Linked DNA regions of Homo sapiens: region 1 is linked to region 2. Evidence: chromatin loops called from intact Hi-C (ENCODE). Cell type or tissue: endothelial cell of umbilical vein. All regions are shown on one strand. Each heading gives the region's core, and the rest is flanking DNA. Links, peaks and the distances in the headings are about the cores only.

Evidence for each region. A loop is a pair of places that touch in the nucleus more often than their neighbours do. Peaks named below come from ENCODE experiments on the same cell type or tissue, not always from the same donor. Only the 100,000 strongest peaks of a DNase experiment are listed, where the experiment ranks them.
Region 1: a loop joins it to region 2, with 3 times the contacts of the local background. A loop is called at or near these places in 5 of 110 quality-filtered maps.

The regions. Positions count from the first base shown.
Region 1 is chr5:98,793,313-98,798,744 of GRCh38, reverse strand. RGMB (repulsive guidance molecule BMP co-receptor b) reads right to left here. Exons shown (of 3, transcript NM_001366508.1): 3 at 2,251-5,432. The coding sequence ends at 4,992. Among named protein-coding and RNA genes, the nearest start is that of RGMB, 22 kb to the right of the region's middle. In endothelial cell of umbilical vein, for the core only: a CTCF peak has its summit at 2,227 (motif pointing right); a DNase peak (open chromatin) is centred at 2,244; H3K27ac peaks cover 512 bases.
Region 2 is chr5:99,057,918-99,063,349 of GRCh38, reverse strand. It overlaps LOC107986436 (a long non-coding RNA gene), which reads right to left. Exons shown (of 2, transcript XR_001742822.1): 2 at 3,364-4,761. Among named protein-coding and RNA genes, the nearest start is that of CHD1, 130 kb to the right of the region's middle. In endothelial cell of umbilical vein, for the core only: a CTCF peak has its summit at 2,815 (motif pointing right); DNase peaks (open chromatin) are centred at 2,399 and 2,819.

The DNA.
Region 1 (5,432 bases), core at 537-4,536, 260 kb after region 2:
CTTCTGGAGTTGGAGTTTTCATTACTGAAATAAAAAATGGGTCATAGAAATATTACTCATGAAGAACTCAGAAAACATTGCCCTGTTGCTTTCTTCCTGCTGAAGTTTGATAGGCCTACTTTATTACATTGCAGTTGGCAGGACCAGTTTACTCAATTGGTTTAACATCATTCCAAGGAGGGTGAGGGCATCCATTCTGGCTTTGTAGAATGTTTGTTAGTGTATCCTGCTGGGTGTTGGTTGGATTTCACACATATTTCACCGTCAGGGAGCCATGACATAACCTTTTGGGTACAAAGGACAGCATATTCTATTATTTAGTTGATAGTATCAAATGGCATGCTTATTAGAGGTACCTGGGGGAAGAAGAGCAGAATTTTTTTTTTTTTTAAGTCTCGCTCTGTCACCCCAGACTAGAGTGCAGTGGCATGATCTCAGCTCATTGCAACCTCTGCCTCCTGGGTTCAAGCGATTCTTCTGCCTCAGCCTCCCGTGTAGCTGGGATTACACGTATTCGCCGCCACACCTAGCTAATTTTTGTATTTTTAGTAGAGATGGTAGTTTCACCATGTTGGCCAGGCTGGTCTCGAACTCCTGACCTCAAGTGATCTGCCCGCCTCGACCTTCCAAATTGCTGGGTTTACAGGCATGAGCCACTGTGCCCAGCCAAAGAGCAGTAAATTTAAAGGAAAATACCATCTAAATAATAACAATTGCTTTCATGTGACTTGTCCATTTGGAAGACATACAGAAAAGGGATAGAAGCAGAAAGAAACAATATGGTTTAGGTTTAGGTAACAATATGGTTAGGTAGTGAAATAATAAAGAACTTTGAAACTGCTCCTTGAACATCCTGATTACTTTCTCTGTGGGGGAGACATTGGTTCACATACAAATAGAACAGGGAGAAAATCTGCAGCAAGGTATCTTTGCTCAGAAAGGACAGCAGCAATCCAAGACTGTTATCCCAGCTAGTTCCAGACAATAGAATACTGCCAATGCTACAAAATTAAAAATAAACAAGATAAAAAATAAATCAGATAACAGGACTCTTAGGGTTGATGTCGCTGTTGGGATTTTGGAGTTGACGTTTCAGTCCCCAAAGAGCTGGAGTTCTGGGAATGAAGACAGAATGGTAAAGAATTATTTTTGACTTTAAGCATAAAAGTCAAATAGTCTATAGCACATTTCGTTCTGCTATAGATTATCTGCATTCTTTCAGCACAGACACATCACTGGGTACTCAGTGACTATGTCATTTCATCCTATTTTATGTGGTTCAGCTGATATGATTGTCTTTTTTTTTTTTTTTTTGCTCTGAACTGCTACATGTAAATAGTCAACTGCAATGGTTAAGCTTTTTTCTTTAAGAAACGATTATGGCCAGGTGTGGTGGCTCATGCCTGTAATCCCAGCACTTTGGGAGGCTGAAGCAGGCGGATTGCTTGAGTCCAGGAGTCTGAGACCAGCCTGGGCAACATGGTGAAACCCTGCCTTCAGTCTCTACAAAAAATACAAAAATTAGCTGGGGATGGTAGCATGCACTTGTAGCCCCAGCGACTCGGGGGGATCACTTGAACCCTGGAAGTTGAGGCTGTAGTGAGCTGAGACTGCACCACTGCACTCTGGCCTGGGTGACAGAGTGAGACCCTGTCTCCAAAAGAAAAAAAAAAAAAAAGAAGAAATGATTACATGTATGTTTATCCCAGTCAGAATCTGATCCATTTAGTATTCTACCTAATACAAGTAACAGTGCTTCTCTGTGCCTTTTGTTTCAGTTATTTTCCTAACTTTTCTACCCTTTGGTGTGTTTCTTGAACAAAGACCAACTTGTGATCTCTTGATGTCTCTTTTTAAAACCCAAGAAGTGAGGATTTGTTTTCAAAGCCAGAAAATCCTGCCTTCCCAAATCCTCCCCACCAGGAGGAAGTCGTTACTGTTCACATCACCTTAAAAAGAACTAGAGTGCAGGCTGTATGTCTTCAAGGGACCAAAACTGTTACTAAAGACAGAACTTTGGGACAATACTAGTGGACCAATCTCACTGATACGGATTTGTAACTGCTTAAAATTTCAAAAGAAAAAAAATGACAGTAATGCTATAGTTTTGAAAATCAGCGAATTTGTGGGCAGGTGGCATGACTTATCAGTAACCTTTAGGGATTTTATACAATTCCCCCTCCCCCGACTCCCTTTCTTCTGCAGCTCTCAGTTCTTCCAGCAGGTGTCCCTATAATCACAGAACAGACATTCCACAGCAAGGTATGTAACTTTATTTTTCTAGCATAATAATTTAAAGTATTTACACACTGCACACTCACTGTTTTACACAGATACGTATTCATATATCTATGAACCACATCTAAAGGTTTCTTTGCAAAGACTCGACACACTGTTGGGGGGGGGGGAGCTTCCAAGCATAACAAAGAGGACAAAAAAAAGTTTTGAGTCTTTTAAAGACAGCCATGTGGAGCATCTGTGAAAACCAGTGTTTCCCCCGTTTTAAGCTCCCCCAGGAGACCTCTGAACAGCTATAGCCTATCCACATGTTGGTATGACCTGAAATTCTTCTAGCTAAGGTTTCAAGAACCAACATGTGCAAGCAGCATTTTTTCTAGAAATCTCAAAAAAGGAGAAAATAAACCTGGCCCTTACGTAGAGAAATACATCTATTTCTGAAAGTAATCTGTGGGGATTGTTTTACAGGGACACCGATTACAAGGGCAGAATAGCAAAATACACTATTACTAGTGATGCAGGGTGCTTTTAAATGTCACTTCCAGCTAAATGATATGGCAAAATAACCCAATCTTCTTTTCCCAACTATCAGTAAGGGTGGTTGTTATTTTCCCTGAAAAGAGCAAAGGTATATTTATTAATGATACACACTCTAAACCCAGATCCTATAGAAATTTCTTCTATTGCTTTTACTTCACTTTCATATTATTTGCACAAAAATAGTGGTTATCCTCCGTATTTTTTCCTCGCTTGTACTACTCAATTATAAAACAAATTATTAACGATAGCTTCTGAATTTGGTACATGGCATCATAGGTGAACAAAAAAAGCCACAGTTCAGAGCTGATGGTCAGTCCGTCTCTAGTCCAGCTTCTATAAAAGGAAGGCGGGTTTAGGTTTCAACTCTCTATAGTTGAATCTCCATGAGTAAGAAGGAGATGCCTTCCTTATTTTCCCAGACTGCCCAAGATTATTCTCTCATCAACACAAGGTAGAGGTTTGCCACCTCTACATGAATTCACAACTCCACTCTGTGACTGGGTGGCACATCAGTTCGCTAAGAAGTTAAACTTTACAAAATGACGTCCTCTTCCTCTTGCCGGTATGGGCCTCTGGCAGTGTCACTGATCAATAGGACATGGCAAAAGTAACTACCTGGAGAACTAAAACTAAGCATAATCTTGGCCTGAACTACTACGGTAAAGATAGTATCTTTTATTTCTGTTTATGTAAACTTATCAACAAATTATTAAAGCAGAAACTCTATCACTTCTTGGAACTAAAGATTTACATCTAGCTATAACAATAGAAACCTACCTATCCTGGAGTTAACTTTCTCAGATTACTGCTCCTGACTTTTGCTGTTCTTTTCCTTTTGCAAGGGGGTGCCAACAATGGATGGAAGAGGCAAGGAGATCTTACTTTATAGGAATTTCTCCAAGTTACAACGAGCAACTGACCAAATCATATTCAACTACAGGTGTTGAGAGAGAGAGTACCTGACTTCAGACCACCTGGGAAGCACAATGCTTAGTTAACAAGAATATCTGGATTAAGCAGTGCCGAAGTGGCCGCACACCGAGTCAGGCCAAGGAAGCTCTTCTGTCATTGCCGCCCAACTCTGTTCCACTTTGCATGCAGACATATCAAAGACTGTGATGAAGATCATGGTGGACAAGGAAGAATGAAAAACTTTGTGATGGGATCTGGGCCTCTACATTAGAGAAAGAACCTAACAAACCCCAGTTCTTTGGATTCGTAAGGTGAGGCTGAGGAGGGCTTACTGGAGTTGGAGACAGGGAGAGCTGTGTTTCTGGGCTCAAAGCCAAGAAACGGTTAAGAAGAGGGGCTTGCATCAGTCATATAGATTAAAAAGAGCAAGGCATGATAATTACTAAATTTATAGTTTCATGTTTTAACACAGAAGAGTCAGAGGGAAAACTGACAATTTAAAACGGGGCATGGGATGAGAAAAAGTCTAGGAGTTACTGAGATGCCTGGTACTTATCTACAAAACTTCCATCACTAGACCCTTTTGACCTACGAGAATAGCAGTTTCTATGGTTCAACCTAATACACTGTATGGGCTCAAATATATAACAATTAGAATTGAGAGTAATCAGAATACCAATAATACCCCCCCTTCTGAAAAAGTAACAGCTCTTAGATGAAGAGAGCTTCTTAAGATCAGCGTTTAAGAGTCAAAGCACCTGTAAGGGAGAGTTAACGACCCTTTCAAATCAAGTGAGGGCAGAAGGGTGAGGGCATAGTTCAAAGGAACGAGGCAGCTCCACCGGAAGGTGGCGAGTAAAAGCTGCACACCGTGGCAAATCAGTAGCAATGGGAAAGGGCAGGAAGGTACAGCCAAGAATAGCTACAAACAACTGGTCACCTTCAAAGGAAACGCTGCATATGGATGTCTGTGTATATGTACTATACATATCAACCAAGCACACACATAAATATTTAATATATAAAAAATAAAGTGCTTTCTAACAGGTCCCTGGGCAGGGACATTATAAAACATTTCACAGAACTGCAAAACAAAATTGATACAATCAAAGAACACTACATCCAACATATGTGAAAACAGCCAAACACAGTATGTACAATCTGGTGGGTGTCCCAGGACAAACATCCTGTCATATACATGGTATATACATATATACTCTTTTACTCAATATATTATGACAATATATATTTTAAAATTTTGTTATAGACAAAAAATAAAAAACCAAAACAAAAGACAACCCCTACAAAAACACGATAAGGATCAAGCAGGTGAGTCCTAGACTGACAGACAAATCACTGCCTCCACGGGGAGTCCCATTGCCACTGCTGGGGAAAATGTGCCAGCGTTCCTTCCTTGGGTGCAGGGCCTCCACATCCTCCAAGGCACTGTGGGCTGCGGCAGTAAAGTTGGCATCACCAGTGGTGAGCAGGTCGAAGACACAGGACTGGAAATAGATGTCCTTCACTGGCATCTTCTCATGGCATTGAGTGTTGGCAGTCTCCAGTGTGTAGCCAGGCCAGGCCTGCACCAAGGAGGTGCGAGGCAGGCTGTGTCCCAGGATGGCAGACACCTGGCCCTGCCCGTCATCGATGCGTTCACTCAGGGGGCAGCCGTTCACGCACAGCTGCAGGTCCTGGCTCTCCTCGTAGGACATGGCCAGGTCTTCAGGCATACGGATGGC
Region 2 (5,432 bases), core at 921-4,920:
TACCAATTTAACATGTAATCAATATTTTTAAACTTTTAATAAACTATTTCACATTCTTTTTTAATTTAAAGTCTTCAAAATCTGATGTGCATTTTATACTGACACTACATTTCAATTCAGCTTAGCCACATTTCAAGGGCTCAATAGCCGCGTGTGGCCAGTGGCTACTGTATTGGTCAGTGCTGGCTTAAGTAAAAGAATAAAGTGATGATTCAAACTCATCAGAAGGGACACTTTATGGTCGCCACTCATGTCGTCCCCAGATACTCATTCCATAGTGTGCAGCAGGAAGCACAGCCCTCCTGTCTGTCTTTCTCAGAACTTTACCTTTCTTTGAAAGAAAGCTCAGATTTTTCAGGAGTGGAACTTAACATTTTCTTCTAGTATGACAATTTTCATTTCAAAAATGTCTCTCACTTTAGTTAACAGCTTTACCGAGGAATAACTGACATACAAAAACTTACTTTTATGTGGAGAGAAAAGTTTTATTTTGCCTTAGTAACTGTCCTTGGTTTTATTGATGATCTCAGTTAAGCCTTGCCACCTATAAGGTAGGTACCACTAGTGTTATTTATCCAATGTCATAACATCAGGAAATTGAGGCTCAGACTATTGAGAGAACTCGTCCTAGGCAATTCACCAAGAAAGTTGGGGCATCTGAGTTCAAAACTAAATAGGCTGCCTCCACTTAGCAATCAGGAGAATCTATTTTTATATTATTGGGCCATAAAATGTGAGAAGCAGAGATGGGGAGGTGGGAGCATTTTAATATAATTACCTTGCAAAATAGAAGAAACAAAAATGTCTTTATGCAAATTTCTAGCTAATCAGTCAAATTAGCATACCTTGTTATGCTTTCTATTGTTTTATATAATAATTTGGCAATTTGGCAATTGCATAAAAGGATATGTACCAATGATTCTAATAATAGATAATGCCTTTAGGTAATGCCTACTTACTTATATACACATTTGTTTGACCATTAGGTCTCTTATAACTTTCGTATTTGTAAACAATGAGCTTAATAACAATTTGACATGTTTGCTGAACACATCACAAAGTGAGAGTACTTTATAAAACAGAATAGTGTGAGATTTTTAGTATTATGCTGTCATGATACATTCAAGCACTTTTGAAACTATACTGAAAGTTTTCATGGATGTGCTCCTCCCCTAAAGAGCAATTTCTGGAATATTTTAGAAATATGAGGGCTGCCAATATTTTTCCTCTAAAGATGTTCCTTCCCTCCTTGTAACCTGGTCACCACTGTCCACTATCACCTTTGTCACCATTAACTAATATGGAGAGAATCCTACACAAGCCTAAGTTGCATTCTTCCTAGATGCAGACATGCCTGAGCATTTCTGAAGAATGGATGAATCAGAGCCACAAGGAATCAGTTTGAGAAAATTAAAAACAGCCTCAGAGCAAAGAAAAAGAAGTGAAACTTACTGTTTCATCTAATAAAAATGCCCTGGGTAAAGACTGCAAGGAGTGATATAAAGCGAGTGTGTCTCATCTTGTTCTGTGACTTCCCCTCTTCCTCATAGGCTCTCTCTTCCTTCTATCTCTCTGGGAACCCGAGGGGAAGAGCCTTTGACAGAAATATAAGACAGCTGCCTAGCTCAAAGGTCAGAGAGCTACTGGGCACACAAATCAGCATTGCTTTTGAACTTTGAAAAACTATAGAACAAGAGTGGGATTTTTTCCCATTTGGCCAATACAGATCTAAGAAGTCAAAAAACTTGGTGAACCTTGGCATACCTAGAGCACCAGCACATCAGCAGTGACCAAGACCTCTCCACACAGAGCATTGCCCCAGTGACCTCAGCTGGCCTCAACAAGGCAGGAGCAGCCACCTCATGGCAACAGATTCAGGAGACACCTACATATACACAAACAAGCAACACGTGGCAGCCTGCATCTCCTAGGGTCCAGCTAAAGAAAGGAAAGTGTTTGTGTGGTGGCCGAGAAAACTATTTGAACACCTATGGGAATTTACAGGAACTCCCAGAAATAGTTGAGATAGGGACACCTGGAAGTGGCTGGAGCTCCCACAAAGGCAGGTATACAGTCAAAGAAATAATTTACATGACCACTGCTATGAGCCTAATTTTTTTTCCTAGCTTTGTGTGGTCTGGGCATGGGTTATACCCTGACTCATTAAGCCCTATTATCACATTAGCACTGTGCTAATCCCTCTACTGTTACTCAGACTCCAGCTCATCGTAAATGCTCAATGATGCTCAATTAATCTTTCCCGACCACAAGAAGGAAAATTAACGTGTCAGTGGAGGACAGGATGAGGAGGATGGGCCAAAGGAGAACACTGTTGTAGGAGATGCTAGGAAAGGAATGGCAGTCGGATGAGTTATGGAATTGTGCTGGAGGACCCATCCTGCAGTGGCAGACTGCCAGGACTCCAGTGACCACGGTGGGTCTTGACCCTGGAGCTGGGAAAATAAATGCTGAATGGAAGCCTCCCCTTTAGTCAAGTCCTAAATTGAGAAGGAAGGAAGCAGAGATGATTGATATTCTTGCAATTAATTATTATCAATATAAGTTAGAACCAACAATCCATCTAACAAAAAATGTAGTAGGAATTTCATTGCTTTATCGGGAGGTTTTTTTTTTTGTCTTATGTTTGCTTTAATAGAAATTTCTCTCAGTTCAATTCTGTAACTGAGCAAAAATTGTCACACTATTTCAGAAATTCAAATTATTTTGCATAAACAAATAGGAAAATTATTCGTTTTTTCAAACTTCCCTAAACAAGGGAGCTGCCAAAAACACTAGGAGCATTTGTCCACAAGAGGGCGCCAGAAGCCGACGGTTTCTGAGTTTGATGACAAAGTCAAAGGAGGAAAAACACCAAATAAAAAGCGATAGGTAGATGTATCTGGTTCACATGCTTGCCTTATGCTAATGCTTACATCGTATTGAACTCCCTTTAGAGATTCAGGATGTTAAATATGTAAATAGCAACCTCTGAGCAAGGGAGATAGTGGTATCTTTCTATTGAAATTGCCTTGCGACAGTGGGGTTTTTTAAAATGAATTAATTTTAATAGGTTTTCCTCCACTTAAAGGGGAACTGGAAATGCCATTTCAATTATTAGAATCATTGATACATGTCTATTTATGCAATTGCCAAATTGTTACATAAAACAATAGAAAGCATAACAAGATATCTACCGAAGTATATCATTGTTAATTTGCTAAGCAATGCCAATTGTAAGGATTTGGATTTGAAATGAAGCTGCAATGTAGAATACAAACAGAAGATTTTAGAATATTCTATTATAAAAAGAGACAGAAATAACATTGTTTTTAAAAGGGGAAGGACACAATATGTGATAGCAAATTACAGTAGAAATAGATTTATTTTTTTTTTTTTTCAAAAAAGAAAAGGTCAATGGTATTGAGGAACTAAGAGTTCAACTATTTTCAGCAGGAACATGTGAAACTGATGACTGTGACAGGTGCACACCATGTGATTTTATTCATAGTATTCAGTCTCTCACAACTGTATTTACTTTTATATGCAAATAATAACTGTTAATGAGTTATATCATTTCATTGTATATTTCTTAATTTCTTAAATTTCAGCATTTAAAATTGTAACCCAAACACCACACCCTTTATTTTATTTATTTATTTAACTACCTATTTGCTTACTTCTAGAGACAGAGTCTGACTCCGTCACCCAGGCTGGTCTTGATCTCCTGGCCTCACTATGTTGCCCAGGCTGATCTTGAACTCGTGGCCTCAAGTGATCCTCCCACCTCAGCCTTCCAAAGCACTGGGATTACCAGCATAAGCCACCTCACCCAGCCTACACCTTTTATTATGGAAGGGTAGGGTAGTATACTTGATAATCCTAGAGTCTTGTGGGCCAGTCAAGCAGACACACAGAATTTAAAAGAATAAACAAATAGCTTAGATTGGAGCAACATGTTCAACCTCTATATAATCCACAGAACAGTGGAATCTTGGAGTGGATTCTCTATTTAATTCATCTCTTAGTGTATTAGTTTTCTATTGCCACATAATTAGTTATCTCAATACACGTGGCTTAAACCAACACAGATTTATTATCTCAGTTTCTTAGGGTGAGGAATTCAGGAGAATCTTAGCTGGTGTTGGCTCAGGGTTTCTCATAAGGTTGCAGTCAAGATACCAGCCCAGGCTGTAGTCATCTGAAGGCTTGACTGAGAGGAAAGGATATACCTCCAAGATTGCTCACTTGGAGGGGGTTCTCAGTTCCTTACCTATGGACCTCTCCACAGAGCTGCTTGAGAGTCCTCACAACATGGCAGCTGTCTTCTTCATGATTAAGTGGTCCAAGGACCACATGTCTTTCATGATCTAGCCTCAGAAGACAAACTCCATCATTTCCACAATATCCTATTAGTTACACAGGTCAGCCCTTTTCAGTGTTGGAGGAGACTATATAAGAACATGAATACCAGGAGGCTAGAATTCTTGAGGGCCATCTTGATGTCTGGTGCCACACCTAGCTCCTCCAGTGTTCAAGATATTTATGGCATCCCCATATGGCCAACATAAATGTAGGCAGAAAAATATCTTTGCCAAAGGCCTTTTCTATCTCCTTCCTCCCACAACCTCTACAACCCTCTTCATATCCCTTTTCTCCTTGCCCTCATCTCCTTCAACCAAACCCCATGAGTCAGTCATCTGGTCCTTCCTTGTTCAGCTCCTTCACATTCCATTGCCAAGTTGTTGCAGAGATTTTCAGTTGCTGAAGGCAGAAGAGAGAAGAGAAAAAAATCTTCATTTAGGTCAGTCTTTTACCTTTTCGGTATAGGGCCATTAGCTTCTTCATACTATCAAAATCAACACATATTAGTATATCGTTTGCACTTTATTGTACTGAAGAATATCTGTCTCCTTTTTGAGTCAAATTCGCCACAGCTCTGTTTACTTGCTCTCAACAGGAGTCAGTCTTCACATGAGACATGTGGTGGGGAGATGAGGGGAGGGGAATCAGAAATCCATATTGCCACACAACAATTACAATCCACAAATTACTTGTAAATTATTCCTTTGGTATACCTCTTGTCTAATAAAATATAACCTTGCAAATGTAAACAGTGACTACTTAGAAGAAGGTTAGAGATTCATTGAAGAGGGGGAGTCTTTGAAATGAATCAAGGAAGAGAATACCATGGTGTCTCCCTTCACCTACACGAGAGGACAGGGGTGTGTTTCCCTAAAAGCAAGCCAAGGAAAGGGGACCCTAAGAGGACCACTCAGAGATGAAAGTTTTCTCCAAGAGATAGTTCACTCCTTAGGTGGAAGTTTGCTGAGTGGCAAAACTATGTAGGCAAATTGATGAGAGTATTTGGGGAAGCTCTGACATGTCTCAGTTATTTCTCCACGCATGAAGAGACAGACTGGGACTCTAAAGGA